Regions from separate parts of the Homo sapiens genome. Here region 2 is linked to region 1. A link is a loop called in an ENCODE intact Hi-C map of the cell type or tissue named here. Cell type or tissue: A673. All regions are shown on one strand.

Region 1 (2,500 bases):
ATATAACAATCCATCTTCTCCACTCACTCAAAAATCTTTTGTTTTAATTTTCCATAAGGTTTTATAGTTTTATTCATGAAGATCTTCTTATAAGTTTAATTTACTCTCAGGTACTCTGTGTGTGTGTGTGTGTGTGTGTGTGTGTGTGTGTGTGTGTGTGTGTTGCTATTGGAAATTGGCTCTTTTTCTGGTCAGCTTATTTTCCTACAGTTGTAGATAAATGTTGGCAGCACATTATATATGTATCTGTGTGTGTATATTTGCGCTGCCTAGTTTCCTATATTCCATACTGATTCCAGCTGTTTATAGAATGGAATCCTTGGCTTTTCTAGGTATATAATCATGTAACTAGGAAATACTGATATCTTTGTCTCTTTCTTCCAATAACCCACATAAAACTAGACTGGCTTACTGGGTCTCGAAACCAGCCACAACATAGAATTTCACTATAAAAAATACTAGTGGCTGGGCACGGTGGCTCACACCTGTAATCCTAGCACTTTGGGAGTTTGAGGCAGGCAGATCACTTGAGGTCAGGAGTTTGAGACCAGCCTGGCCAACATGGTGAAACTCCTTCTTTACTAAAAATACAAAAATTATCCTGGGGTGGTGGTGGGCACCTGTAATCCCAGCTTCTTGGGAGGCTGAGGCAGGACAATCTCTTGAACCTGGGAGGTGGAGGTTGCAGTGAGCTGAGATCATACCACTGGTGGACAAGAGTGAAACTCCATCTCAAAAGAAAAAAAGAAATACTAGTCACTCTCAAATAGAACTAAAAATAAATTGAAATTTTCACATAAGTCTTTTAAGAATACCTAAGGAAGAATCCAAACATAAAACAAAAATCTTTTTTTCTCTCTATTTCCTATCCATCTAGTATGTAATATTATCTCACACAGGGAGTTGCCCTTCTCTCCAACTTCCTCCCAAAACTCTTTCTGTCCCAAATTTCCCTTCAAAACCATCTCACATAGAACCAAGTCCTTTGTCCCTCATCTCCTCCCCAAAACTGTCCTGGATAATTCTTTGCTACCATATTTATATGATAAATATGCTGGTTTCACCTGCTGGCTTTCCCAGTTCTCTACTTCACCATTGCCCTCATCAATAAGAAGTGTCCCCAGTGGCAAATAGTCAATAGAAGCTAACTTAGAATGTGGTGAGGATGAGAGAAGAAAGGGATTCAGGCTACCCACATCTAAATTTAATGTATTTATTAAACAATGACTTTGAATGATTCTCATTAGCCAAGAATATCTAAATATTGTTAAGTCCTGTAGTTCTCTAAACAACCTTCGAAGGCATTATTTTTATGGCATTTTTATGACACATGGAAGCTTTCATGAACCAATTTTTAGATAATTGTATATAATTTTCCATTTTAAAAAGTGTGAAAACTGATACTTCCATGAGGCAACTGGGGATACCCTGAATGCCCTCTGGGGTCAGGAAAATGCTTTGGTGCCACCTGCCGGTTTCCAAAGATGTTTCAGGAACTTGCTCCTGTTGATTTCCAAATCTTTTTTTTTTTTTTTAATTCCTAGCTCCCTCCCAGTACATTTCAAAATAACCAAAAAAAAAAAAAAAAAAAAAAATTATAAATTTTTTGGTAGCAAGAGCACAAGTGCTCAAGCTTATAAAAATGCAAATAAATTTGTTTGGGATGCAATATGACGAAACACATACTTCTCAATCATTTAACTAGTCAATTTTTTTTAGCATATTGCCAAAATGTAGATTTCATATGTTGACTTTACATTGCTAATTACACACATCCTATTTCTTTTCTCGTTATTTTTCTTTCTTTCTTTCTTTTTACTTTTTGCGACTCCCTCTGGTACCCAGGCTGGAGTTCAGTGGTGCAATTTCAGCTCACTTCAACCTCTGCCTCCCAGGCTCAATTGATCCTCCCAGGCTCAACTGATCCTCCCATTTTCAGCCTCCCAGGGCGTGCTACCATGCCCGGCTAATTTTTGTGCTCATTGCAGAGGTGGAGTTTCCCCATGTTGCTCAGACTGGTCTTGAATTCCTGGGCTCAAGCGATATGCCAGCCTTGGCCTCTCAACCTGCTGGGTTTACAAGCGTGAGCCACTGAGCCCAGCAACAGATATATTTTCAAGTGGATGGTATCCCATCAGTTGTGATATATGATGTAAACACTCTACTAATAATTAAACTTTGAAGTTTGTGAAAATTTTACTTTTATTATAGTTAGAATAATTCTAAGTTATTCCTATAATAATGCTACACTTATTCACTTGAATTCTGATACACATTTCTTGAACAGGAAGGAGATACAGATACAGCTTATGCACATTTATATTCATTCATTCATTCGATAAATAAATATGTATTGTTAACCACGTTCCAGGTACTTTATTTGGTAGTTAGGATTTAGTAGTAAACACGAGAAAGTCTTCAACATCATCCTTAGATCGTGATCTCTGCATATCACAAATCATACAAAATAAATTTGCTTAAAAATGTGGGAACCTGCCTT
Region 2 (2,500 bases), 130 kb before region 1:
AAAAGTAAAACACATAAAAACATTTCAGGAACTGTCTAAAGTTAAAGCTGTTAAAAAAAAGTTTTCACAGTTTAGAACTTGCCATATGAGGTTATTAGAAAACACTCAGAAAGATTCCAAGGTAAGATGTGAAGCGCACAAACACACACTCAAGTATGCACACACAACTAAAACCAACAGAGAGTAACACAACAGCCCGGACGGACAAGTGTTGAGTACCTGCTCCGCGCCCGCAAAAGCGTGGTAGAAGCAAGAGACGTACGTCATGATGGCTCTTTCATCGGGTTTAGGGGTGTTCACGATGTCTGAAGGGGGAGAAAATAACACAGGACGCGCGCACACACACACACCACACACATACAGACGAAGGAGAGAAACCAGGGAGAACAGAGGGAAGAACAAATTGGTTTACACTGACCAGATTTCTGTGTTTCATGGGCCCGTGGTCCCGAACCTCAGGAAGGCCATATTGTATCGAAATGATTCGTGAACAGGATGGTTTGAGCCAGCATGTTTTTTAAGGATCAAACTGAGGGCTTGTTTTCTCCCCCACCCCTTGATGGGCTTTTAAAGGTGCATTCAATGCTTTCACATGGAAACCTGGTCTGTTGCAGATCAGAGCTTGTTACCCCTTCCTCGTGACTCCGGTCCTCCAACCGCATCAGGGCACCCGGCCCCTCTGCTCTGGGGAACGCAGGTCACTTTGCAAGATGCGGGGAATATTCACAGGGCTGCAATGGGCTATCTGTCTTCCCACTTCCCCTTCCCCACCCAAACAACTGTTGGGGATTTCTACTCTGTAAAGTGCCTTGCGTGAGGATGAAATTCACTGGAGAGGGCAGCTCTTTTAATAACTTCAATACATACTTACCATACCGCTTATAGAAATCACCAAGAATAACAAAACATCTAAAGAGAAGGGTCTACATGGCTTGTGCTTATTAAGACTCGCTACTATTTCTACTAATTGCTGAAACAGCCAAAAGGAAGACAGAAAACAGAACCATGAAAACCTACATCCTTTCTTCCTCCATCTTGGCAACACCATTTTTCGGTAAGTTGCTTTTTAACCTCGTTCATAAACTTGGGTCAGTCAATGGGTCAGAGTGAAGTTAAAAAGATACCTGACAATTCCCTATGGTGAAACCTAGTCATTGGGTTTGCAGAGACTATGAACAGAAAGGATGTGGGGTTGTGTAACTATAGAATCTTCCAGAAAACAAACATGAACGGCATACCACTGCATGAACAGAAAGTAAGTTTCAAAGAAAGCTAGACTAAAAAAGACAAACAACTGCCTCCTGGGAACCAGACAGTCTCCTTACTCGGAGGAGAGGGGGGAAAAAAGAGGAAAACAATTGAAAAAAAATTAAGACACAGAAGGTGAAGGGTGAGCAGTGACTCATGGTTTACATCCTCACCTTCTGTGCACCAGCAAAAGCATGATAGTAACAGGAAACATAAGTCATTATGGCTCTTTCATCGGGTCTGGCAGTGTATACTAAATCTGTGTGGAGAAAAGAAGGTTAACCGCGTGGATGTTCTAATACCAGCAGGCTTCTGCTAAGCACTTCCTCAGAGGTGTTGGAATCAGGAATCCTCCCCCTTCGCCCCCATACACTTATGTTCCTAACATTTTGGCTCAAATCAAAGAAGTCACACCTGCAAAGGGATTACTCTCTGTGCACTTTTGAGAATAGTCAAAGGAAACAAAGGAATTGCCAAAGAGAACGCCAAGGCTAACCCAGAAGAGCCCTAACCTAGCAAGAAAGGCACCTCCACGGACAGAATTAGGCCCTCGGAATTGAACAGAGTGCACACACCAGCACACTCACCAGGACTTTCTATTACTACACACATGGAGGGCCCAGGGGTCCACAAGATCACTTCTGCAGGTTTTCATGGAGCAAATGTACCCACAGTTCTAAACCTAGTCTGCACCTCAAACAAAGATTTGTGGAGGGAAATAGAGAAACAATTTTTACAACCTTGTAAAAGCACAGTAGATAAGTTTAGGAAGAGTTTCACCAGTTTTTGCTACAAATAACAGTTCATGGGTGAGTGGGCCGATGAGTCACTTGAAAATCCCCACTTGGGTTCAGAGACCAACACAAATGACAGGAATTAAGGTCCATGGCAGCAGACGGGAAGGCAAGGATTTACCAAAAGGCACTCATGATCTGAGGAGACCTGGACCTGACATTACCATCAAAGAGCAGCAGAAATTTTAAACTGCTGATAGAAGGCATGGGAATACAGGAATACAGGGAATGCGTGGCTAAATCTGTTAGGCAGTGATGCCACCGCACGCTCTACACGCTAGGTGGCCAAGTTCAGAACTGTTTGCCGGAAGATTCTTTTGAGCAATTATTCTGTAAAGATAATAATACAGCGTGTGAGCATTCTTCTGAACCATTAAAAGGGAAAGACGAAGAAAAGTATGGAAGATGAGGAGGAGGAAATGAACACAGTGCTAACACACCCCATCTGCCTGGAAGGA

The links. Peaks named below come from ENCODE experiments on the same cell type or tissue, not always from the same donor. Only the 100,000 strongest peaks of a DNase experiment are listed, where the experiment ranks them.
Region 2: a loop joins it to region 1, with 2.5 times the contacts of the local background. A loop is called at or near these places in 4 of 110 quality-filtered maps.

Annotation. Positions count from the first base shown.
Region 1 is chr1:236,608,291-236,610,790 of GRCh38, reverse strand. No RefSeq gene overlaps it. Among named protein-coding and RNA genes, the nearest start is that of HEATR1, 5.0 kb to the right of the region's middle. In A673, a CTCF peak has its summit at 1,475 (motif pointing left); a DNase peak (open chromatin) is centred at 1,460.
Region 2 is chr1:236,733,440-236,735,939 of GRCh38, reverse strand. ACTN2 (actinin alpha 2) reads right to left here. Exons shown (of 21, transcript NM_001103.4): 8 at 220-305. Among named protein-coding and RNA genes, the nearest start is that of ACTN2, 48 kb to the right of the region's middle. In A673, no CTCF peak of the experiment used is centred here; no DNase peak of the experiment used is centred here; H3K27ac peaks cover 985 bases.